2 separate regions of the Homo sapiens genome follow, and region 2 is linked to region 1. Evidence: read pairs that join two places in POLR2A ChIA-PET (ENCODE). Cell type or tissue: PC-3. All regions are shown on one strand. Each heading gives the region's core, and the rest is flanking DNA. Links, peaks and the distances in the headings are about the cores only. Region 1 overlaps ELK4 (ETS transcription factor ELK4). Region 2 has its middle 27 kb from the start of SLC60A1.

Evidence for each region. Peaks named below come from ENCODE experiments on the same cell type or tissue, not always from the same donor. Only the 100,000 strongest peaks of a DNase experiment are listed, where the experiment ranks them.
Region 2: POLR2A ChIA-PET joins it to region 1 with 10 read pairs; 14 of 35 experiments call an interaction of 5 or more read pairs at or near these places.

The regions. Positions count from the first base shown.
Region 1 is chr1:205,620,596-205,630,519 of GRCh38, reverse strand. ELK4 (ETS transcription factor ELK4) reads left to right here. Exons shown (of 5, transcript NM_001973.4): 2 at 6,629-6,844; 3 at 9,682-9,924. The coding sequence starts at 6,638. It also overlaps the pseudogene LOC100420878. Among named protein-coding and RNA genes, the nearest start is that of ELK4, 6.5 kb to the left of the region's middle. RefSeq lists an enhancer at 1,465-1,734. In PC-3, for the core only: no CTCF peak of the experiment used is centred there; no DNase peak of the experiment used is centred there.
Region 2 is chr1:205,533,669-205,550,320 of GRCh38, reverse strand. No RefSeq gene overlaps it. Among named protein-coding and RNA genes, the nearest start is that of SLC60A1, 27 kb to the left of the region's middle. RefSeq lists silencers at 6,641-6,770, 6,871-6,920 and enhancers at 6,486-6,780, 13,383-13,884. In PC-3, for the core only: a CTCF peak has its summit at 6,137 (motif pointing right); DNase peaks (open chromatin) are centred at 4,750, 6,150 and 6,730; H3K4me3 peaks cover 1,337 bases; H3K27ac peaks cover 3,448 bases.

The DNA.
Region 1 (9,924 bases), core at 953-8,952:
TTCATAACTTGGTTTTTTAAGTAGCAGGCTGAAGAAAATTTGGAGACTTTGTGTTTTTTTGGGTCTTAGCTACTGTCTCTGAAAAATAGTTGGGCTATGGGTCACCACAGCAACTGGACTGTGTGTATTATAAACATGTTTAGGGTGGAAAAGGTTTTATTTAATAGAGACTTCCTTTCCTTAATACATTACTTCAACATGCTCCCTTTCAATTTAGGACAGGGATTGGTCTATCTTTGAAGTGTTAAAATAGAATCAATTATGTTTTCAGCCTTTACCCCCTCAAAAATCAAATACCTTCATTTGGACCAGTTAAGTGTTTTCTTCCTTTGTTATAACTTTAAACTTTAAAAATTGCAATTGTGGAAAACTCGGGATTCCTGTAAGAAGGAAAATCAAGTAATTAGCCTCTTTTTTTTTTTTGATAGGTAACAAGAATAAAAGGTTTTGTTTGGTTTTGTTTTGTTGTGTTTTTGTTTTTGTTAGAGACAAGGTCTCACTCTGTTGCCCAGGCTGGAGTGCAGTGATGTGGTGTCTGCTCACTGCAACCTCCATCTCCCGGCCATTCTCCCACCTCAGCCTCCCGAGTAGTCACGCACTACCATACCCGGCTAATTTTTTGTATTTTTGGTAAAGACAGGGTTTCAACATGTTGCCTAGGCCAGTCGTGAACTCCTGAGCTCAAGCTCCCCCCTTGGCCTCCCAAAGTGCTGGGATTACAGGCATGAAGCAACCACATAATTTTTAATAACTGTCTTAGGGGATTTTTTTTCTTTAGCTTTTATTTTATTTATTTATTTTTTGAGACAGGGTCTTGCTCTGTCGCCCAGGATGGAGTGCAGTGGTGTGATTTCAGCTCACTGTGACCTCCGCCTCCTGGGTTCAAATGATTCTTCTGCCTCAGCCTCCCTAGTAGCTGGAATTACAGGTGCCCACCACCACGCCCAGGTAATTTTTGTATTTTTAATAGAAACGGGGTTTCACCATGTTGGCCAGGCTGGTCTAGAACCCCTGACCTCAAGCGATTTGGTCTCCCAAAGTGCTGGGATGGTAGGCGTATGCCACTGTGCCCGGCCAGCTCTCTTTTATATCTGATGAAATCATTGAAGATCATTGTTAATACCACACTTTTTGAAACTAAAATGAAGAGTTTTGACTTAACTATGTAAGAAGACGTTGGCTGCTTTTCAATCAAAAGAATAACGATATCATAATTGAATTAATAAAATATTCCTTTAAAGTACCCAGTGAAAATGTCCACTTTATATCTTTTTCTCAAAATTCATTTCTAATACTTCAGTCTAAAACCTCAAAGCCATTTTTTTCTTTTCTTTTTTTTTTTTTTTTTTGAGACGTAGTCTTGCTCTGTTGCCCAGGCTGGAGTGCAGTGGCACGATCTCGGCTCACTGCAAGCTCCGCCTCTCGGGTTCACGCCATTCTGCCTCAGCCTGCCGAGTAGCTGGGACTACAGGCACCCGCCACCACGCCTGGCTAATTGTTTGTATTTTTAATAGACACGGGGGTTTCACCTTGTTAGCCAGGATGGTCTCCATCTCCTGACCTCGTGATCTACTTGCCTCGGCCTCCCAAAGTGTTGGGATTATAGGCGTGAGCCACTGCACCCGGCCAAAGCCATTTTTTTTTTTTTACTGTCCTCAACCTTCTATCGTAGACACACTGTAGTTGCTAAATAAGCATCAGCATTTTCCACAACAGCTCGGTTCTACCTTAAAGCAGCCAACAGCTCACCAGTGTTTGACTAAATACATGCTGCTCCACTGATAACCAACAGGGAAGGTGCAAGTTAAACCTGTACCATCTGGGGAACACCTGTTATTTTGGGGAGTCTCCTTGGGTGCTCATTATGGAGACGTTAATTTGTTGTTTTTGTCTTTAGATGTATAGCTGAGGCTTTAAACTTGTAGGGCTGAAATGTTATCTACATAATAGGTATTAAGACTCTAGGATCCGGGTGTTGGAATTTTTTCAAAAACAAATGGAATAATAGGCACCACATCTGTGTAGGCTAGAGACTCCCATTCTCTGTCTTTCCTTCATCATCTCACGAATGGATTCATACTCCACCCCTATAAGCAGTCTTATATGAAGGTGATGTCTGGAAATGTGGAAATTGAGTTCTTGGCTTAAGATAACATTTACTAGAGAGTAGTTTTAACAGGATTAGATTAGAAATAATTGTTTAAGTGGGAAAACTGTAGTAGAACGGTAACTTGCCATCATTAGGCATCATCAGAAGAAAGGCCTGTCAGGTAAACTCAAGAGACATAACAGGGAATCCCTGCCTGCTTCCACCATACTTAATGGCCGTAGTATAAAACCGCTATTTTAGCCCCGCTTAAGTGAGGCTATGGGGAACCGATTTCTAGCGGGCATGGTTATTTGGCATTAAGGTAGCACTTCATATTTGTGGATTATTATCGGTATCTAATATGTAATGCTTTTTTACAATCAATTAGCGATATGAGTGCTTTTATTTATTTGGAAAGTGGTTTCCCTAATGGACAGAGTACATGACTGTGATGAAAGAGACTTGGGACTCATGGCCTCAGCTTTTCCATGAATTCTGACTGTGGGCAGCATCTCTCCCTTTCTATCCTTTATTATTTTCCCATCGTTACTTTTAGGTGACTGTCTCTGTACAACCAGCTTCAAAGTGATAATCGTGAGGATTACTGGAGGACATTTTGAGTGTTTCAGAAAAGTTATAGAAACCCAACTATTTTCCACTACAGTTTCTTATCTCTGCCCTTTTTGGAAGTAGGTATAGTTGACCCTTAAGAATCCCATCTTCTGTGAGTTAAATGTTGTTAGAATTAGTCTTCCCAGACCTAACTTTTATAGTGTTTGTTGTGTTGTTTGTTTTAAAAATCTTTATTGAGATATAATTCACATACCATAAAATTCACCTCCTTAGGTGTAATATGCTGTGGGTTTTGTGCAAGCATGAACACAATCTAAGTTTATAATATTTTCTTTTCTTTTTTTTTTTTGAGGCGGAGTCTCGCTCTGTCACCCAGGCTGGAGTGCAGTGGCGCAATCTCAGCTCACTGCAAACTCTGCCTCCCAGGTTCACGCCATTCTCCTCCCTCAGCCTCCTGAGTAGCTGGGACTACAGGCGCCCACCACCACGCCCAGCTAATTTTTTGTATTTTTAGTGGAGACGGGGTTTCACTGTGTTAGACAGGATGGTCTCGATCTTCTGACCTTGTGATCAGCCCACCTCGGCCTCCCAAAGTGCTGGGATTACAGGCGTGAGCCACTGCGCCCTGCCTAAGTTTATAATATTTTCATCACCCCCAAAAGAAACCCTGTACCCATTTTCTATCATTCCCCACTTCTCTTCCCCGCATTTTAGCCCCCAGTCCTAAATAATTACTAATCTATTTTCTGTGTCTGGATTTTCCTATTCTGGACATTTCATATAAGTGGAAACATACAATATGTGGTCTTTTGTGGACTGGCTTCTATTAGTCACTTGCATAATGTTTTCAAGGTTTGTCCTTGTGTGTGTGTGTACCTCATTCCTTTCTGTGGCTGGATGATACCCCATTATGAATGTGCCACATATTATTTATCCATTCATCAGTTGACGGACATTTAGTTTGTTTCTACTTTTTAGATGTTATGAATAATTCTGCTATGAACAGTCCTGTGTAAGTTTTTGTATGGATGTATGTTTTCATTTCTTTTGGGTATATACCTAGGAGTAGAATTGTTGAGTCATGTATTAAACTTGTCCAAAGTGGCTACACCATTTTACATTCCCACCAGCAATGTACAAGGGCTTCAATTTCTCTGCATCCTTGCCAATATTTGTTATTGTCTGTCTGTCTTGATTATAGCCTTCCAAGTAGGCATGAAGTGGTTTCTCAGATGGTTTTGATTTTTAGTTCCCTAATAACTAATTATGTAGAGCATTTTTTTTTTGGTGGTTTCTTCTTTATTGATGTGCCTCCTACCTTCCCCTTGCAATTTCAGTCCCTTCCAACTACCCCCCAAAAAGGTAGTAAAAGGAAGGGATTGCTGGGGTTCTGAGCCCCTTGGGCAGTCAGAAAGGGAACAGAAACTGAAACAATCACTGGATGTGACAGAGACTGACAATCAAGAAGTCTAAAGCAGAATGGGAAAGGCGGGCAGAGAAAGGGGAAGAAAGGAGAAAGGAGAGGTACGAGATGCCAACTCCACCATTACCCCTCCTAAGAGAGGCTGGAAAGAAAGCCTCAAACATTAAGAAGTGCCGGTCCTGAATAAGGGAGGTGGTGTTTGAGCTTGGAGGAGGAGGTCAAGAAAGGGAGGCCACCTCTCTGTAGAATGAGACCCCCCTTCCAGCTCAGGGGTAGCAGCATCACAGACTGTAGACACTTTGGTCACTGTAGGCAACGTAGAGAAAGAAGTCTTCATGGTGTTCCTGGTAGAGCTGACCCATTGTGGCACTGGTGGGCAGAATGACATTGTTGACAAAGAAAAACAAGGCATCCTCAGCTCGGAGATGAATTCGCTTCTGGATCAAGAAGTAGAACTGGGCCGGGCGCAGTGGCTTATGCCTGTAATCCCAGCATTTTGGGAGGCCAAGGCAGGCGGATCATGAGGTCAGGAGTTCAAGACCAGCCTGACCAACATGGTGAAACCCCACCTCTACTAAAAATACAAAAATTAGCTGGGCGTGGTGGCATGCACCTATAATCCCAGCTACTCGGGAGGCTGAGACAGGAGAATCGCTTGAACCCAGGAGGCGGAGGTTGCAGTGAGCCCAGATTGCGCCACTGCACTCCAGCCTGGGTGACAGAGTGGGACTCCATCTCACAAAAAAAAAAAAAAAGAAGCAGCAGCAGCAGAACTGACCAGCTGTGAGATCAGAAGGCACCAGGTATTTCTTTTGGTCCAGGTCTCCTATCCGAGCTTTGGGAGCCTTTTCTACTATCACCGGCACCCGGTCCGGGTATTTCTTTCCAGTCTTCTTGCTCTCGGAGCCGCCCGTTTCTTGAACGGATGCTCTTCTTTGTACACGAATTTCATCCTGTTGGGAACCCGGCTGAACTAGGCTGGGCTGAAGGAACCTGGGGGAGCCGGGAGGTGGGTGGCAGTGATAGTGGCGACAAGTAGGCAGATTCAGCCAATGTAGAGCATTTTTTCGTGTGTTTATTGGCTATTTGTATATCTTCTTTGCTATGATGTCTTTTCAAATTCTTTGCTTTTTTTTTTTTAGTCGTAGGCGTTTTTTAATATATTTTGGATGCAGGCTCCCTTTGTGATACATGGTTTGAAAATATTCTCCCATTTGGGGGATTGTCTTCTCACTTGATGGCATTATTTGCAGCACAACAATTTTAAATTTTGTTGTAGTCCAGTTTTGATCTGTTCTTGTAGTGTTTTAATGGTATTGATATAATTTGTTTTCAAACTCTATTCTAACCCATTGAGATCTCATTACTAGAGAAAGGAAGGTTTTTTGTTTTTGTTTTTTTTTGTGTGTGTGAAGTATTCAATCATAAGATTCTTAGGACACACTTATACGGATTTGGCCAGAGTTTCTGCCCTAAAGAATTCTTCCTAATAGAAAGGTGTTTTGAAATTGTATGAGGAAAATACCTTTATGAGAGAGCATTCCTTGCTGCTCCTTTGCCTAAACCAATGGTTATCTACCGGGATGACTTTGACCCCTGGGGGAATATTTGGCAGTGTCTGGAGATATTTTTGATGGTCTCAATGGGGCAGGCGGTGCTACTGGCATCTAGTGGGTAGAGGCCGGGTATGCTGTTAGACAAACTGCAGTGTACAGGACAGCTTCCCACAACAAAGAATTATCTGGCCCCCAAAACCAATAATGCCAAAATTGAGAAACTCTGGCCTAAACAGGGAGATCCTGAAACTTAAGATATTAAAATATTTTTCTTCAATCCATGCCTTGATAATCACATAAAGATTGCTAATCAAAGGAGAATCTTTGCAGATGGAATCACTGTGGACAGAACAGTGACAGAAAAGAGAACACTTTGCTGAATTCAAAATGCTGCCAATTTGTATGTAAATGACATTTATGGTGATGGAAACCAGTTGGAGCAAAAGTAGATTATTCCCTACACCTCAGTCCCTGGGCCACCCTGAGATAGACACAAACACATACACTCACAGGCAGATAACCAAACCGGGTTGATTTAGACAGATGCTGGAATGGTGGTCTCCTGAGAGAATACAGCAATGAGATTTTAGGATTCAAATTTAACAACAGTGATTGACAGTCACTAGTGATTGACAATCATTGTTTTTTCCTATAATTTAGGGAACTAGCTTTATCCTCCTTGCAAGTTGCTTGTTGCTTAAGACATTTCTTAAGCAGCGTGGCATCCTTAAGAGTTTGGATTCTGGGTCCAGATTGCCTGGGCTTAGATCTTAGCTTCACCGTTTACTTGTGTGATGTTGTACAAGTTCCTTAACCCTCTTATGAATCAGTTTTTTCTTACGTAAAATGAGGATGCAGTAGTATCTACCTTATAGAAATGTGGGGATGAATTAATACATTTAGAGCACTTAAAACAGTGCATGACATACAGTGTTAAATAGGTGTTGGCTGTTAATATTATCACATATCTTATCTATATTCTTTCAGCTCATTGCTATGGACAGTGCTATCACCCTGTGGCAGTTCCTTCTTCAGCTCCTGCAGAAGCCTCAGAACAAGCACATGATCTGTTGGACCTCTAATGATGGGCAGTTTAAGCTTTTGCAGGCAGAAGAGGTGGCTCGTCTCTGGGGGATTCGCAAGAACAAGCCTAACATGAATTATGACAAACTCAGCCGAGCCCTCAGATACTATTATGTAAAGGTAGTACACATCCTGATCTTATACTATACAGAGAACCTCCAGACAAGAACGATTCCTTCTTGGCTGGGCACAGTGGCTCACGCCTGTAATCCCAGCACTTTGGGAGGCCAAGGAGGGTGGATCACCTGAGGTCAGGAGTTCAAGACCAGCCTAACCGATGTGGTGAAACCCTGTCTCTACCAAAAATACAAAAAAAACGTTAGCTGGGCGTGGTGGTGGGCACCTGTAATCCCAGCTACTCAGGAGGCTGAGGCAGGAGAATCGTTTGAACCCGGGAGGCGGAGGTTGTAGTGAGCCAAGATTGTGCCATTGCACTCCAGCCTGGGTGACAGTGAGACTCCGTCTCAAAAAAAAAAAAAAAAAGATTCCTTGTTTTCTGTTGAGGTTATAGATACCAATTTCCTAGTTTATTTTAATCCAGTGTATTTTGTAGCTTCAGCAGTTTGGAATTAGGATACAAGGTATAAATGTTCCGGCTGAATCTCTACCAAATCTTCTTCTTTTTTTTTTTTTTTTTTGAGACGGAGTCTTACTCTGTCGCCCAGGCTGGAGTGCAATGGTGCGATCTTGGCTTACTGCAACCTCTGCCTCCAGGGTTCAAGCTATTCTCCTGTCTCAGCCTCCCAAGTAGCTGGGATTACAGGTGGCCACCACCACGCCCAGCTAATTTTTTATTATTTATTTATTTGTTTATTTTTTTAGTAGAGGTGGGGTTTCACCATGTTGGCCAAGTTGGTCTTGAACTCCTGACTTGAGGTGATCCACCTGCCTTGGCCTCCCAAAGTGCTGGGATTATAGGCGTGAGCCATCACAGCCAGCTGCCCCAGATTTTATTTATTAACTTACTCCCATTACACATATTTTATTCCTAATTACAGTTGTCTTTAAAAGAAAAAATATGTACAGAATTGGAATATGACAAAGGCAATTTGAGATTCTTGAGGATAAGTAAATATTCTCATGTGTGTCATAATTTACTTTAAAAATTGTGAAGCCTGGAGTAGTGGCTCATGCCTGTAATGCCAGCACTTTGGGAGGCTGCAGCAGGAGGATCACTTGAGCCCAGAAATTTGAGACCAGACTGGGCAACACAGGGAGACCCCGTCTCTACAAAAAACAGTGTGGCGCGGTGGTGTACACCTGTAGTCCCAGTGCCCAGGAGGCTGAGGCAGGAGGATCACTTAAGCTCAAGTGGTTGAGGCTGCAGTGAGCCATGATCACACACCACTGCACTCCATGAGAACCCTGTCTTGTTGGGGAGAAAAGTCATATATGTACATATACACACACACATATATCTACATATATACGTTTTATATCTTAATTTTTAGTTTTAGTTTAACCCAGGGAACACAAATTAAAACCTTATACCTTAAGTAGTAGCTGTTTATACACAGAGTTGGTTTTTTAGTTAAAATTGCTGAGATCTTAATTTCTTTCACTTTTTTTTGTTTGTTTGTTTGAGACGGAGTCTTGCTCTGTTGCCCAGGCTGGAACACAGTGGCGTGATCTCAGCTCACTGCAACTTCTGCCTCCCAGGTTCAAGTGATTCACCTGCCTCAGCCTCCCGAGTAGCTGGGACTACAGACATGCACCACCACACCTGGCTAATTTTTGTATTTTTGGTAGAGATGGGGTTTCACCATCTCTACGGGAGGCTGGTCTTGAACTCCTGACCTCAGGCAGTCCACCTGCCTTGGCCTCCCAGAGTGCTGGGATTACAGGCGTGAGCCACTGTGCAGGGCTCTTTCACCATTAAGTGGTTGATCTTACCAGCTTTCCTGTCTGGAGATAAACTGGAATTTCTGAAGGAAGTAAGAACCTTAACAGATACTATGTTCTAAATTCCTTTTTCACAGCCGGGCGCGGTGGCTCACGCCTGTAATCCCAACACTTTGGGAGGCCGGGGTGGGTGGATCAGTTGAGGTCAGGAGTTCAAGACCAGCCTGGCCAACATGGCAAAACCCCATCTCTACTAAAAATACAAAATTAGCTGGGCATGGTGATGTGTGCCTATAATCCCACCTACTTGGGAGGCTGAGGCAGGAGAATTGCTTGAACCCAGGAGGCAGAGGTTGCAGTGAGCTGAGATCACACCACTGCACTCCAGCCTGGGTGACAGAGTGAGACTCCATCTCAAAAAAATAAGTAAATAAATTCCTTTTTGCTTACTCAGGATGTGTATGGCTTATACCTTTGGAATTGTTTGAGACTGCAGTTCAGGGAGTTCTAATCTGCACAGATATTTGGTTGAGAGTGGTAAGCAATTAAAATCCTTCAGTTTTTATGTAACATATTAGTTCAGTTGTTAATAAGACATTTAAATGTTCTTGCCTTAACTTCTCCATAATAGTAGGGACTGTGTTTGGTATGGCTAGATGAATTTAGGTGATTTTGAAAGTTTTAAGTAAGTGATGTCTACTTCTAAAATGGAGAACCTCATTACCAGCTTTTTCTTTTTTTTTTTTTTTTTTTTTTTTTTAAGACAGACTCTTGCTCTGTCACCAGGCTGGAGTGCAGTGGTGTGATCTTGGCTCACTGCAACCTCCGCCTCCCGGGTTCAAGGGATTCACCTGCCTCGGCCTCCTGAGTAGCTGGGACTACAGGCGCACGCCACCATGCCCTGCAAATTTTTTCTGTTTTAGTGGAGACGGGGTTTCACCATGTTGGCCAGGCTGGTCTCAATCTCCTGACCTCGTGATCCGCCCTCCTCGGCCTTCCAAAGTGCTGGGATTACAGGCATGAGCCACTGTGCCTGGCCGATGCCAGCTTTTTCATGAACTATGGGATATAAGTTTATAAGAAAGGATAAAAATGCTTTTTTTTTTAACCTACAGAATATCATCAAAAAAGTGAATGGTCAGAAGTTTGTGTACAAGTTTGTCTCTTATCCAGAGATTTTGAACATGGATCCAATGACAGTGGGCAGGATTGAGGGTGACTGTGAAAGTTTAAACTTCAGTGAAGTCAGCAGCAGTTCCAAAGATGTGGAGAATGGAGGGAAAGATAAACCACCTCAGCCTGGTGCCAAGACCTCTAGCCGCAATGACTACATACACTCTGGCTTATATTCTTCATTT
Region 2 (16,652 bases), core at 3,493-11,492, 83 kb after region 1:
CGCACCACCACACCTGGCTAAATTTTGTATTTTTTATAGAGACGGAGTGTCGCCTTTTTTGCCCAGGCTGGTCTTGAACTCCTGGGCCCAAGCGATCCTCCTGCCTTAGCCACCCAAAGTGCTGGGATTACAGGTGTGAGCCACCACGCCCAGCTTGTTGGGCTGCTTTTGTTTCTGACTTCAGATGCAGCTTCCCACTCGTCCCTGTCAGAGACCTTTGCTTCCTCACCTCCAAATGCCAATCATGTCTGTGTCCTGTCAGTTCTAAGTCTGGCATGTTCCTTGAATTCAGGGCTCCAGCTTCTTCTACTGCCTTAGTCCAGTGGTTCTGGCCCGTAGTTCAGTTCCAGGCGGTTTCTCCTGTACGATTGTAGCAGCCTCCTAGCTGGTCCCTGCCAACCCTCCCCTAATCCAGCCTTACCAGCTCTAAATTCAGACTTTATTATGTCCCTCATTTACAGCAAAAGAAGGACATTTTAAAGCAATTAACATCACTTCTATGGAGAGCTATTTGGTGATATCCACCAAAATGATAACTGCACCTGCCCTTTGACCTGCAATTTCACTTCCAGGAAGTTATCCTGCATACAGAGTTGTACATGTAAAACATGACGTATGTACCAAGTTATTTATTGCAGCACTGTTTATAAATAAAGCAAAAGATTATAGAGAGGGAATGGTGGCGTGATCACAGCTCACTGCAGCTTCTACCTCCCTGGGCTCAGGTGATCCTCCCACCTCAGCCTCCCAAGTAGCTGGGACCGCAGGCATGTGCCATTATGCCCAGCTAATTGTTGTATATTTTGTAGAAATTAGGTTTTGCCATGTTGCCCAGGCTGGTCTCGAACTCCTGAGCTCAAGTGATCCACCTGCCTTGGCCTCCCAAAGTGCTAGGATTACAGGCTTGAGCCACCATGCTGGCCCCTATGTTTATTTTATCTTATGTAAAAATGCAGATTCACTGAGCTAGATGAATGCATAGGTGACTAGTCCTCTGCCCACCTCTCACATGTGAAGGGCTGATCAAAGACTCAAAAGAATGCAACCATTTGCCTCTTATCTACCCATGCCTTTTAAAAATTTCTTCCTTTCACCAATATCCACCCTTTCTTCTTTAAATATTGAAGCCCTCAAAATCATCCTTGGAGACAGGCACAGACCTGTCTTCTGGATGTGCATCCTTAACCTTGGAAAAATAAACCTCTAAATTAATTGACACCTGCCTCACAAAATTCTTGGTTTACAAAAGCATTAAAATATTAACTAGCAGTGGTTGTTTATAGGTAGTTGGCATATGAGTGATTTTAATCTTTATCCTATTTCTGTTTCTCCCTCAATTTTTTTTATGATAAGCATATCAATTCTAATAATCAGCCAAAAAAATAATGGATGCTGCCCTCCCCCACATGGTGCACAGGACCAAGCTCAGTGTCTTCAATGCATTTCCATCCTCCTCCCCTATCATTTCCCAACCTCCCCCAGCACAGCAGGATCGGTGGTTTCTGAACATGGCCCCTTGGTTGTTCTCCCCTGTCCTGCAGAAATGCGACCCAGCTTCCACTGTGCAGCTTGTGTGTCACCCCCTTCCAGATAGAATCAGCGGCTCTTCCTTTGTGCCTATGTAGCCAACTGTTTCCCACTGGCCTGGATTCCTGGTGGGTGTGGACCTTGTCTTCTTGTCCCTTTGCCACCTAGGATGGCCCCCGCCTTGACTCAGGGGGCGTGCCGAGTGCTGGCAAATGCAGCTGAATGACCACAAGCCCTTGTTGGCTTCCTCCACCTTCTGTGAGATGGCTGGGTTACGAGAGTCCGAGTTGGCCACAGTCCTCTCTTCATGGTGGTGTCTCCTTTCTGGGCATCACTCTTTCCGGGGTGTTCTGCCAGACATGCTGCAGTGCTTGTTCCCCACTGGGGGGGGGGCCCTCGACTTAGCAGCATCCTTCAGACAGAGCTGCATCTTCCAAACCAAGGATGGTTACCGACCAACCCCCAGAGGTCTAGCTGGAGGAACAGGGGCTCTCGGGACGGCTGGTTGGCCTCAGGAGAGGGGCAAGAGGAGGGCTTTTTCTCACATCCCGTCAGGAATCTTGGAGAAAATGGGGCTGGGAGCCCAAGTAACACATTTGTCCTGACACTTCCACTCCCTCCTAGGAACCTTCCAAGTCTTCTTGCCTGCATCTGTCCAAAAGAAAATTGGGCAGGAGGGGAGGAGACAGGAGCAGGGGAGTGACTGAAGCAGGGCCCAACCCCAATCTATCTCCTTTCCTCTCAGAGGATTTGAGATGGTTCCTTGCCTTTTAGCAGATTCATGGAGAAGAGCATAGCTGGCAGAGAATCCCATTCCTTCCCAGTTTCTCAGCGTGCAAAGATCCCTTAATTCACAGACTGCCTGCACCCATCTCTTACCCAAGCCCTGCCCCCCAGTCCACATGGAAGTTGAACCTAAAGGAAATGTTTTTTGTTTGTTTGTTTGTTTTTTGAGACAGAGTCTTGCTCTGTCGCCAGGCTGCAGTGCAGTGGCGCCATCTCGGCTCACTGCAACTTCTGACTCCCTGGTTCAAGGGATTCTCCTGCCGCAGCCTCCCGAATAGTTGGGATTACAGGCACGCGCCACCACGCACAGCTAATTTTTGTATTTTTAGTAGAGACGGGGTTTCACCACATTGGCCAGGATGGTCTTGAACTTCTGATCTCAGGTGATCTGCCCACCTTGGCCTCCCAAAGTGCTGGGATTACAGGCGTGAGCCACTGTACCTGGCTGGTCTCTTTTTTTTTTTTTTTTTTGAGATGGAGTCTTGCTGTGTCACCCAGGCTAAAGTGCAGTGGCACGATCTTGGCTCACTACAACCTCCACCTCCTGGGTTCAAGCGATTCTCATGCCTCAGCCTCCTGAGTATCTGGGATTACAGATGTGCACCACCACGCTCGGCTAATTTTTGTACTTTTAGTAGAGACGGGGTTTCACCATGTTGGCCAGGCTGGCCTTGAACTGACCCTCAAGTGATCCACCTGTCTTGGCCTCCCAAAGTGCTGGGATTATAGGCGTGAGCCACCATGCCTCACTGAACCTAAAGGAAATGGAAGAGAAGAGCAGGCCGTGTGCAGTGGCTCACACCTGTAATCCCAGCACTGTGGGAGGCCGAGGCAGGAGGATTCCTTGAGCCCAGGAGTTAGAGAGTAGCCCGAGCAACATATCGAGATCCCGTCTCTACAAGTAATAAAGTAATTAGCCAGGCATGCTGGGGCACACCTGTAGTTGTAACTACTCAGGAGGCTGGGGTGGGAGGATGGCTTGAGCCCGGGATGTCAAGGTTGCAGTGAGCCAGGATTGCGCTACTGCACTCCAGCCTGGGCAACAGAGTGAGGCTCTGCCTCAAAAAAAAAAAAAAAAGAGAGAAGAGCAGGTGTCAAATTCCTTTTATGTCCATCTATGCTTTCTCTTAAGCAGCCTTGGTTTAAGAGATACTAATAGAGATACTTCCTAATCTGGCTGTCGTTGCTTTCATCCTTATCCTTATACCCTAGCAGATTTACCAAGAGGATAAATCCCAGCTGGAAGTCTTGGACATCTGGCTCCATTTTCAGCATTATCTCCAGATTAGGGCAGCCAGGGAGAAACTTGGATGTGGAGGGCACACAGCCCTGCACAGACACAGACAACTATGAAGTCAACTATTAAAAGACTCCCCATGCATAAAATCCTTCCATTAATAGTCAATAATGGCTAATATTGTGTGACATATTTTGAGGACTTTTCCCCTGTGTCAGGGAAGTGGGTATGTTTTTTATATCTCCATATTACACATAAGAAAACTGAGGCACAGAGAGGTGAAGTAAGTGGCCCAAGGTCGCTCAGCTAGCAAGTACACTAGCCAGGATTTGAGCCCTCTGGCTCTAGAGCCTATGCCCTTAACCACGAGGCTATCCTGCTAGGGTTACACTTTCCTTTTCAGGGTCTTGTGAGGCACAGCTTGACCCCTGACCCTCTTTGGGTACCCTGGGCCACCCCATGGGTCCAGAGTCTGATTTTGAACTCTAACCAGCCACCCCACCCCAGCCCTTGGCTCCCCAGCAGAGTGAAGTGGGTCTGCTCCAGCTTGAGGCTACTAGGAGCCCATTGATGGCATTGCCTAGAGCCACATCATGCAGAATGAGCTCCTGGCAGCACAAGCCCGCGCTGTTCATTCGGAGCTGCGGCATGCTCACTAGGTCCTCATGGTGATGCTGGGAGGTGGACTAGAGTATCCCATTTGGCATGTGAGGAATTGAGCTCCGTGAGATTAAGTCACTGGTCCAGAATCACAGAGTAGCCAAGCCAGGATTCAAACCCAGACCTCCACGTGCCATGTGCAGCTCTCCTTTCACAAATCCACAGCTGCACTCCAGGGATTCCCGGCTGACAAATGTAGTTTGGGTGTCTTACTGTGGTCTTTAACCCGCAGGACCCAAAGCTACAGCGTTTCCAGTTTCTTTCCTTCCCAGACTCTCAGGAAACCACTTCTCAAACGTCTACTTGCTACAGAATTGCTTGAGGAGAGTATTTAAAATGCAGATTCCCAGAGTTCATCCTCCAGGGATTCTGACTTTGGAGGTCTGGGGTAGGGCCCAGGACTCTGCATTCTTAGCAGACCCTCAGATAATTCTGAAGCAGGAGGGTCCTGATGCACCCATCTCTGAGAAACCTGCTTTACACCCATCTGAGTGGTATCTGTCCCAACCCCTACTCATGGCAAGGGGCCCATAAACCTCTGAGGGATGACTAAATGTTCCGGTGTGGTTCAGGTTTCTCTCTGGGGGTTGAAAATGTTATAAAGTGCAATGGGAGATTTTCTAGGCAGAAGATGGGTCCTTTGCCTTCTGAGAGATGGGGCTACTTCTCTTGGGTTTCACTCTATAGGTGAAGGCGGAGTGAGGGGAGAGGGCCGCCCCTTGAGGGCTCAGCAGGGCCCTAGCCTGCGCCTGTTTTCAGACCAGGTTGCTGCTCTTTTGGCTGACGTCATAAAACAGAGCCCTGGGTGGGCGTGGTGGCTCACGCCTGTAATCTTAGCACTTTGGAAGCTGAGGCAGCGGGATCACCTGAGGTCAGGAGTTCAAGACCAGCCTGCTCAACATGGTGAAACCCCATCCCTACTAAAAATACAAAAATTAGCCACGTGTCAAGTGAGGAGCACCTCTCTCTGGCCGCCGCCCTGTCTGGGAAGTGAGGAGTGCCTCTTTCTGGCCGCCACCCTGTCTGGGAAGTGAGGAGCACCTCTGCCCGGCCGCCGCCCACCATCTGGGATGTGAGGAGTGCCTCTGCCTGGCCGCTGTGCAACCCTCCAAGTGTGAAGTGACAGCCTTGTGGGTGATACTTCTGCCCTCCCCAAGTTTGCATTTTTGACATTGAAGTTTACTTTTTAATTAAAAGTTTTAAATTGGAGAATAAAAAAAAATTAGCCAGGCGTGGTAGCACACGTCTGTAATCCCAGCTAACTGGGAGGCTGGGGCAGGAGAACTGCTTGAACCTGGGAGGTGGAGGTTGCAATGGGCCAAGATCGTGCCACTGCACTCCAGCCTGGGCGACAGAGCAAGACTCTGTCTCAAGCAATAACAACAACAACAGAGCCCCAAGTCAGTGTTTCTCAACCTTGCCCCAACCGCTTCCGAATCACCTGTTATTTGTCAAAAATGCAGATTCCTGCCCCCAACTCTGATTTGTTGAATTAGGATGAGGAAGAGGGGACAGCGCCCAGAAATCTGCACTCTCGGCTGGCACCCCAGCCATCACTTATGCACCTGAATGCTTGAGAAATTCTGTCGCAGAACATGGACTTTGGAGTGTCACAGACCTGGGTTCCAGTCCCAGCTCTGCCACAAAGTAGCTGCGTGGTCTGGAGCAATCTCAGTCTCTGTGAAACTCAGTTTCCTCATCTAAAGAAATAGGTTACTACACAAGCTTATTGGTCTTGCTGTGAGTTGATTCTCACAAGACCAATCAAACAATGAAGAAATGTACGCAAAGCACTGGGCACCTCGGAGAGATGGCACCCCCAGCCTAGTGGTAAAGAGAGGGATGCATAGAGGAATGCTTTCTCTGGGAGGAAAGAGCTGGGAGCACTGAGCATTACTCACCCACTGGCAAACACTGACCCACTTCAAAACAATTCTGACTTTCCATTTCCTCTGGGGGGAGCTCAGTGAAGCTTTCAAAGGTGACTAGGTCCTTTCCCATACTCAGGTGTGAGCCATCCCAAGTCCCAAGTTGGGGTCAGGTGTTGTAAACAAAAAATAATACAATTTTGACTCCTTCCACACCTCCAGCTGAGCCCTCCATCCACGGCCCCACCTGCCATTTCCCCTCCACGTGACATTCCTAGATCCCTCACTGGGTGGCAGGCCCAGTCTGAAAGGCCCTCTTGGCAAACCACGGGTCTGCCAAGGTCCCTGGGACCTGTAGCCTCAAAGCCAGGAGTTTCCAAATCCTTCCTTCTCTTTGGCTCTCCCAGTCTGGCCATGCAAAGAAACGCCAGAGCTTTTAAAAAGTTTCGGCCATTCATAATGGATTAGTCCACTCCGGAAACATTCCCCAGCTCTGCTGAGAGCCTGCCAGGCGACTTGGTGACGTGCTGCTCTCAGCGCACACAATGGGCATGGGAGAACAATGACGAGGAGAAAAACATCCCGCCCGCGTGTCCATGGGCTCACATCCTCCTAGGACCCCGCCCCCGCATGCGCTCCCAGAGCTGGGGGAGTGGGGCGGGGGGACGGGGAGGGAGGGATAGAGAGAGGTGCTAGAGGACAACTGCGAGAGCAAGTGAGGGAGGGGAAGAGGAGGAGCTCACCCAAATTTCCCCGGTTTGGCTGCATTCTGAACCAGTTGGGTGAGTCAGATTAGAAGCCAAATCTGCTTATTCTGGCTCTCCTGCTAGCCCCGCGGCCACTGCTCACGGCCCGATGCTGAAACGGATTAAAACCTGAGCTGGCAAACAAAACAGTTCAGAGTTACTGACCTACGGTGCACAGCGTTGGGGCAGGGGTGTGCCTGGTAGGAGGCCAAGTGTTGCCACTTAACCTCCCATGTGCAAGGAGTTCAAAATCCCAAAGCCTCAGTTTCCCCATCCACTGAAATGGGGAAATCGTGCATGCTCTGTTTCCCTCACAGAAGGTGAGGCAACAAGGGCTACTGGGCGTGAAAGCATTTTCATAATTATTAAAAACATTAGCCAGGCGCGGTGGCTCACGCCTGTAATCCCAGCATTTTGGGAGGTTGAGGCAGGTGGATTACTTGAGGTCAGGAGTTCGAGACCAGGCTGACCAACATGGTGAAACCCCGTTTCTACTAAAAATGCAAAATTAGTCAGGCATGGTGACATGCACCTGTAATCCCAGCTACTTGGGAGGCTGAGGCAGGAGAATTGCTTGAACCTGGGAGGCGGAGGTTACAGTGAGCCGAGATTGTGCCATTGCATTCCAGCCTAGGCAACAAGAGTGAAACTCCATCTCAAAAAATAAATAAAAACAAACAAACAAAAACCCAAATAATTATTTAAAAAAATACTTGGTCACCAGGTGGTGTCATTCCTCTGACAAAGCCACTGGGGGAGGTCACAGCCAGGAATTAGAAGGCATGGCGCTTTTCATCCCAGGCAGCTTACAACTTAAACCCAAGAAAGAGACTTAGACACTGAAAACCTAGATACAAGAGTGTAGACTAAGCTGGGTGCGGTGGCTCATGCCTGTAATCCTTTCACTTTGGGAAAGGAGGATGTGAGCCCATGGACGCGCGGGCGGGATGTTTTTCTCCTCGTCATTGTTCTCCCATGCCCATTGTGTGCGCTGAGAGCAGCATGCCAAGGTGGGCGGATTGCCTGAGCTAAGGAGTTCAAGACCAGCCTGGGCAACATGATGAAAGCCCGTCTCTACTAAAATACAAAAAATTAGCCGAGCATGGTGGCATGTGCCTGTAAGTCCCAGCTACTTGGGAGGCTGAGGCAGAAGAATTGCTTCAATCCAGGAGGTGCAGGTTGCAGTGAGCCAAGATAACGCCACCGCACTCCAGCCTGGGTGACAGAGCGAGACTCCGTCTCCAAAAAAATAAAAAGTGTAGACTATAGACAACTAGAATTTCTAGACTGTCTGGCTTGGGGTAGGTCTGGTTGGGGATTGGGAGAATGCTTGGGGGATTTACTGAGAAGTGGTCACTGTTTCTATGCTAAGCTCTGTTTTTCACTTAGGTTATAGGTATTTGGGTGGCCTTTCAGGCAATGGAGGTTATGAGGGAGCTAAGGCCCCTGTGGACCCCTTGGCACCAGCACTGGCATAGGCCCACTTGCTACCACCAGAACTGAGCACATATGGGAGCATTCACGGGGCTGATTAAGGAAGGCTTCCTGGAGGAAGGGAGTTTGAGGCATGTTTGAAAGAAGAAGAGGGGGGATTATAAAACACGAAAGTGACAGCAGACAGGTTTATGTAACATCCAGGAGCAAGAATGAGACTCTGAGGGCATCCAGGACCCACCTTCATTGTAGGGACAAAAGCACCAAGGTCTCAGCCAGGTGAGGGAGTTTGCCCAAGGCACAGTGACTGAACTGGAACTGGTGCTGCAGGGAGCTGGAAGGAAGGAAGGAAGTCCAAACAGAGGGAACGTGGACAGACTCAGGCACAAGGGCTTAAGGTAGGAGGTGCCCTTGGGGAAAATGGGTCCTTGGTCTAGTAGCAAGATTGCAGAGTATGCAAAGAAGTCGGAGCCAGGGTACAAGGGGCTTAGGCACCTTGCTAGCGAGGAGGCTCAACCCTTAGTGGTGACAGTGGGACAGTCAGTGGAATGTCCTGAAGCCTCTCTGGAGGCCCTCTGCAGCCCAGGAACACCTAGGAGTGGAGGTTGGGGAGTAGAGTTTGGAAACACCTTAGAAACAAGATTGGCTGTACCCCGTGACTGTAAATGGGGACTCGAGTCTAAAGTCTAAGCTCAAGGCAGCAGGGGTAGCCCGAGGTGCCTGCTGCTGCATGGAAGGGAAGGGAGAGAGCTGGCCAGGCAAGAGTGGGTTCCAGCAAGTTCCTAATGTAGCAGACATTTCATGTTTGTATTCACTCATATTTTCATTCACAGCTATGAGCCTAGCAGTGAGGCCCAACTCAGTTTACAAGGCTTGCAAACCAGGTAGGTACTGCAGGGGCTGAGGAAGGGGAGTGGAGGGAGGTGGAAGGAGCAAGTCATCTGGGCAGCTGTTTACAATCTCTGGGATAATCCCTACCACATTTCTGCAACCGATATCTCTCTCCTTTACCAGGCTGTGAATTCCTTGAGGATAGAACACTGTTTATTTATTTCTGAATCTCTAGTGTTTCACAGAGTGGTCTAAGCCAAGGAGACTTTTTTTTTTTTTTTTGAGACAAGGTCTTGCCCTGTCGCCCAGGCTCCAGTGCAGTGGTGCAATTAGAGCTAACTGCAGCCCAAACTCCTAGGCTCAAGCGCTCTTCCTGCCTCAGCTTCCAGAGTAGCTGGGACTACAGGCATGCACCCCCATGCCTGGCTACTTTTTAAATATTTGTAGAAACAAGGTCTTGCTATATTGCCCAGCCTGGTCTCGAACTCCTTGCCTCAAGTAATCCTCCCGCTTTAGCCTCCTGAAGCACTGGGATTACAGGTGTGAGTACCGGACCTGGACCCAGGGAGTTTTTTTTTCTTTGTTTTTTGAGACACTCTCACTCTGTTGCCCAGGCTAGAGGGCAGTGGCACCATCTCAGCTCACTGCAACCTCCGCTTCCCGGGTTCAAGCAATTCTTGTGCCTCAGCCTCCTGAGTAGCTGGGATTACAGGTGCATGCCACCATGCCCGGCTAATTTTTGTATTTTTAATAGAAACGGGATTTTACCATGTTGGCCAGACTGGTCTTGAACTCCTGACCTCAGGTGATCCACCTGCCTCGGCCTCTCAAAGTGCTGGGATTACAGGCGTGAGCCACCGTGCCTGGCCCCCAAAAGATTTGTCTCTTAACTTTTAAAAAGTTTTAAAATTTAGGTAATGTTTGTTAAGTTCATAGCCTTTTGCCTAACATCGGTATCTGTTAGAGTAAGGGACACCAGAATTCCCAAACTCTAATGGCATTTTGGGAGGACAGGTAGTTCTCCATAGACAGAAAGGGTTTTATTCACTTGTGTGCCCCACGGAACCATTCCTCCTTTTAGTAAGAAGCCTTTGCCTCCTGGTCACAGCCCTCACAGTGAAACAGAGAAGGTGGGTGATGCCTGCTTCTACCCTCAGGGAAAGATGACATAACAACAGCTTACACTGTGTAATGCTTTCTACATGACCAGTAAATTCTGCGTGCTCTTCTTCTTCTTATTCTTCCTCTTCCTCTTCCTCTTCCTCCTCCTCCTCCTCCTTCTCCTCCTTCTTCTTCTTCTTCTTTTTTTTTTTTGAGACGGAGTCTTGCTCTGTTGCCTAAGCTGGGGTGCCGTGGCGCAATCTTGGCTCACCACAACCTCCGCCTCCCAGTTCAAGCGATTCTCCTGCCTCAGCCTCCTGGGTAGCTGGGATTACAGGTGTGCATCACCATGCCTGGCTAATTTTTGTATTTTTAGTAGAGACGGGGTTTCTCTATGTTGGTTGGCCAGGCTGGTCTCGAATTCCTGACCTTGTGATCTGCTCGCCTCGGCCTCCCAAAGTGCTGGGATTACAGGTGTGAGCCACCGTGCCTGGGCTCTGCGTGCTTTTCATGTACTAATTCATTTAATCCACACTCATCCTATGATCACCCCATTTTGTAGGTGGGGAAACTGAGGCAGAGAGAAGCCATGCGATGTGGCTAAGTTCATACAACTAGGATGTGGTGGTGCCAGGACTTAGGCTGAGGCAGCCTGGCACAGCACTGCCTCTATTGCTTATAAATCTCAACCTCGCCCCACCCCCACTCATCTTCTACAGAGAAGCCAGGCAGTAAATTCCATTACCAAGTGGAACACTGGCTGGAGGTGTGGAATCACAGGTGGCTGAAGGTACCCACTCAAGGCATCTGCCCAAGGCAGGAAACAGTACTGAGCCCTAACCTCTGGCCCCATCTCCTGTTCCCTGAGGTGGCCCTCCTACTCTCATCAACTCGAGCTTTAAGAATCTCAGATTGTGGGCTGGGCATGGTGGCTCATGACTGTAATCCCAGCACTTTGGGAGGCCGAGGCAGGTGGATCACTTGAGGCCAGGAGTTCAAGACCAATCTGGTCAACAGGGCGAAACCCCATCTCCACTAAAAATACAAAAATTAACTGGGCATGGTGGCACATGCCTGTAATCCCAGCTACTTGGGAGGCTGAAGCATGAGAATCGCTTGAACCCAGAAGGCAGAGGTTGTAGTGAGCCAAGATCATGCCACTGCACTCCAGCCTAGGCAACAGAGTGAGACTGTCTCAAAAAAAAGAAAAAAAAGTCCCAGATTAGTTCATTCCCACACCCCAGAATCAGTCTCAGGTCCTGAAAAGCCAAGTCTGGCCTCAAAGCCAGTGACAGGCCTGAGAGGATACCCCTGGCATCCTGGAATCCAAGGAGAAGGGTGTTTGCAAGCCCAGGATCATGCTTTGCCACATTCCTCTGGCTTCTCTGAGGAAGGTATCTCATCTGCCAGTTACACCTTGCTACTCCGCACAGCAAAAAAGAAAGATCCAAGGAATAGGGTCAGGCCAGGTGCAGATCTGGCTGCTGGCTCCTCAGGAACCTGGCAAGACATACCAGAGGCAGTGATGCCCCTGGAATTCCCAAGTGGTTTCCCAGTCTGGGGGACAAAGCACTTACTACCTCAAGAGGCAGCGGATCCACTTTGAGTGACGCCTGACCCAGTGCCTTTTATCATAAATTCTCTTTCCATGTTTACTTCCCCAGCTACGTTTAAAGCTTCCGTGGAGAAAAAACTCTGGGCTGAGGTCATTTTAAAAGTCTTGCAAAATCTTTTAAGTAGGATGTTCTTAATACATTCTTGCTGATTGAGATCTTATCAAGAGTGAAGAATGCAAGAAATAAAAGCATATGATCTTCCACTTTACTTCCAGGAGGGAGGAAGCTGGAATTCCTGCTTGTGGAGAAGTGGGTGGGAGTGTGCAGAGTGAGGATGTGAAGCTCACTCACCTAGCACTCTGGGTCAGGCCCCTCCTGAATATTCATTCTCTTTTTGTCTTTTTTTTTTTTTTTTTTTTTTTGAGACAGGGTCTCACTCTGTCACCCAGGCTGGAGTGCAGTGGCACGATCTCAGCTCACTGCATCCTCCACCTCCTGGGTTCAAACAATTCTCCTGTCTCAGCCTCCCAAGTAGCTGGGATTACAGGGGTCCACCACCACGCCCGGCTAATTTTTGTATTTTTAATAGAGATGGGGCTTCACCATGTTGGCCAGGCTGGTCTCGAACTCCTGGCCTCAAGTGATTCACCCGCCTCGGCCTCCAAAAGGGCTGGGATTACAGGCATGAGACACTGCGCCCGGCCTGAATATTCATTCTTAAATCCTCACAACCTTGTGAAATAGGTGTTATCACTATCTCCGTTTTACAGAGAGGGAAACTGAGGCACAGAGCAGTTAAGGAACATTCCCAAGGTGACACAGCTTGCAAGCCGTAGAGCTGGGATTTGAATCCAAGTCTGTGATTTTGGAGCCTGTGTGTTATTTCCCTGGTTGTTCAAGATTCCTTCTTCCCAGGAACCTAGGACTTAGCCAATCTCTCCTCCAGGGAAAACATGAGGACATTAAAACATTTTATTGTTCTTGAAAAAAAAAAAAACCTTAGGAAATTTTAATAGAATGACTAATGGACAACTGTCTTTCCCCCAAGTAGCTGAGACCTTAAGAAGCTGAGAGGAAGAAAAGATTATCCTAGCCGCCTCTGAGATGCTGAGCTCCTGGGAGTGGGGTCTAAGTCAGGGTCAAGTTTGTATCCTGGGTACTGAAAACAGAGCCTGGCACAGAGTCTGGAACCATCTGATGGATAATGAGTAAATTAGGGAGGGAGGAGCTCTGGAGGAGACAGGAAGATGAGGAACTGGGCTAGAAGTTTCTAGCCCAGAAAGGGGCAAGCAGGAGTGCTGACCACATGCAGGAGGGCAGCGGGGATCCTCCCTGCCACGCCCTGTCCATGCTTCAGCTCTCCATGTTTGCGTCACATCACCAGGAAGGGCCCAGGGATGCAGGAGCAAGGGTTGATGCTTGGCATTGAGAACACATCTCAGGGACTGGAGGCTTGGGTTGATTCAAGGGAGAGGCTGCAAAATCTCCTTCCTTAGACAAGAGGCTGGGTCAAATTATTGATCTCTGGGTTTCAGTATTACTCAGGGCCGCCCACTGAGTAATACCTAGTGCCCCCAAGGGGCACTGAGAGAAGTAAAAAGAAGCAGGAAGAAGGAAGAGGAGAAAACAAGGGAGGAAGCGGGAGTGGCCACGTGGCACCTGCAATCTCATCAGAGCTGCCCTTGGCCCCACCCGTCCTGTCTAGGAGAATTGGCACACACTCCCTGGAGTCTGGGCACTGACCATCAGCAATGATGCCAGCCACCGGGCCTCCACAGCTAGGGCGGGAGCAGGGCCCTGGTGCCCAATGATGCTTTTAGTTGGCAGATGGTGGGAGGTTCTGAGGGTCCGGAAGAGGGGCTGAGTCATCACTCAGGGGGCACTTGGTGGGGTGGGGGATAGTGACTTTTGCCCAACCCCCAGGTGTCAACTGGCTGCCTGTCAGACAATGCTTTTAGGTGACCAGAAGGCAAGGATTTCCCAGTCCCTGGAAACCAGATGCCCATCCTCCATGCAAACAAGTGAGGTGGAGTGTCCGTGCCAGTGCCCACACCTGCCCGGAGGCAGCTGCTCAGGTAGGCTGACCTGGGTTGTAATTGACAGTCCACCTTACTCCCTGTGTGGCCATGCAGGTCACCTAACCCTAGAGCCTCTGTGGCCCTCCCTGGGATTAGGATGACAGTCCCTCTCGCAGCAACACAGGAGAGCAGGTGCTTCCCTTCTCCCTTCCCACCACACCTGCTGCTGCTCTACCACCACCTGGGGGATCCTTCCTCTCCCTGCCCCATCACCCTCCTTATAGGGGCTGACATCTCCTATTTGACCCTCTGAGCCTTTAAAAACAGAGGCCAGTGGCTTCCCATCTCAGAATAAAATCCAGAACCCGTACCACAGCCCGCAAGACCCCGCACGAGTGAGCGGTTCTCAACCCTGGATACATGTTAGGGTCATCTGAATCAATCTGAGCTGGGGCCGGATGGCAGTGGATCTTAAGCACTTCCCAGGTGGATCTAATGGGCAGAGCCACTGCCCCACATGATACATCCCTCCTGCCATGCTGCCTGGCTCACTGTGCCCTGGCCTCACTGCCTCTCACTCATTCTCAAGTACGTTCACCTCAGGGCCTTTGTTGGAATACTCTGTCCCTGGCTGTCCACCTGGCCCCCTTACACAACATAGCTCACTTTTTTTTTTTTTTTTTTTTTTTTTGGTACAGGGTCTCACTCCATTGCCCAGGCTGGATGGTAGTGGCATGATCACTGCTCACTGCGGCTCGACCTGGGTTCAAGTGATCCTCCTACCTCAGCCTCCTGAGTAGCTGAGACTACAGGCATGAGCCGTCACACCCAGCTAATTTTTTTTTAAATAGAGACGGGGTCTCGCTATGTTGCCCAGGCTGATCTCAAACCCTTGGGCTCAAGCGATCTGCCTGCCTTGGCATCCCAAAGTGCCAGAATTACAGGTGTGAGCCACCACGCCCAGCCCATAGCTCATTTTTGATGGAGAGGTCCCTCCCTGACCAGGCAGTTCCCCTCCCTATGCCATCACATTCTTCCCCCTCAAACCTGCCCCTGCCTTATTTTGTCTCATCACACTTATGACCCCTTGATATGCCTGTTGGTTTGGATAACGTCTTATACCCCCCACTGGAACATAAGCTCTATGAGAGTAGGGCTTGGCCATCTTGTTCACGGCTGTATCCTCAGTGCCTAGCACAGCACCGGGTGCACAGTGGGTTCTTGAGAAAACCTGTTGTAATCAAGGCCATCTCTGCCGGCAGGTCTGAGCTTCTGGAAGGTAGGGGTGGAATGTCATGCATCTTGGTGTCCCTGGCATCTAGCACAGGGCCAGGCATGGAGGAGGCTGTGGCTAATTCATGGTGCTGATGATTTGCTCTGGAGATAGAGGGGCTCACTGGGGTGCTGTAGAGTGTCACGGCCAAAAGCAAGGGTCTGAGCAGTGATAGAGGTGGGGAGATGGCCCAAAGGAGGCTGGGATGCTTCAAGAAGGGAGGAAAGGAGCAGGCCTGCAACAGTGTCTGACACTTGGCTGACCCAGGGGGCCTAGCAGGGTAGAGGAGTGGTGGCCTATTAGACATCAGCCCTGACCACTGGACCCAGAGAGTAGGGGCAGGGTGAATGGGAGCCCACAGGAGGGTGGGGCAGGGGAGAGCGAGCTCCAGGTCCCACCGGGGTGCAAGATGATGTGGGCAGTGCCAAGCACAGGAGCTGATATCACCCCCACCCTGTAGAGTTCAGCAAATAGGACATTTTGTCTGAAGCTGCAGGGCTGCTACATGCCTCAAATGCCCCTGCCAAGTGGCCATGGTGGAGGGGACGGCATCTGCACCCTGGATATTCCTGACCTGTCCCAGAAGCAGGCAGGTGACAAGTGAGGCCTGAGGGGGAATGACTTGTAAAAGGCTGCTTTGGGCCGGGGATTCCAGCAGAATGGGGCAGGCTCCTGTTTTTGAGAGTCACCGGCATAAGGAAATGATTGCAGGGGTGCCCAGGAAACCGAGGGCTCCAGGACACTGGGTTGGGTTGTAGCTCAGCCTGGTCCCTGGGAGCCCAGTGGCAGCTCATGGCCAAAATCACTCAGCCCCTCTTCACACCCGAACCCAGCTTCCTTCTCCGGAGCCATCACTTTTTGAGCACCAATCATATCCAAGGCCTGGTGTAGGCCTGTCCAGCTGAGTTCCACACCCCCAGGCTGGCCGGCACTCCCAGCCCTGGCAGCTTTCTAGGGCAGAAGCTCAGCATGCCTGATGTCAGAAGCCCCTAGGTGTGTGCCTCCTCAGCAGGGCCACAGCTGCAGCAGCAAGAACGGCTGCCCCCAGCGACTCTGGGCCACCTCTGCCTGCCACAAGAGTTGCCTTGCAAAGTGCTCCTCAAGGCAGCATCTGCCCATATCCTTCCTTGTGTGTTTTCCTCCCTCCAGGGCCTCTGCACTATCTCCACCTCACCCTCCCCACGCCTCCCACTCCTTAAAGACCACAGGGCTGGGGGGCAGACACCTGGGATTCTAATTTGGTATGTGACCCCAGGCTACCCCTGGGAGGCTCCTGTCCTCATCTGCAAAGTGGGGAGAAAGGGGGGTTTCTATGAGGATTCAGTGAGACAATGCCTGGGCACAGGGCTGCCTGGCACCCAGCAGGGAACTTAATAAATGTCTGGTTTCCAATTCCCACCAATGCATTTCCCAGCCCTTCTCCTCCCCTCAAGCACTAATTGTCTGAGTTACGACCCTACTTTGGTGTCTGGCTGCCTACAAGCAAAGTGAGGAGGTCTCCTTCGGTAGAACTGGTGCTGAGCTGAGAATGGAGCCCTGGCCCGCCCCTTACTTCCAGAGCCTTGGGAGACATCATCAACCTCAGCATCAGCTTCCTCCTCTGGAAAGCAGCCAC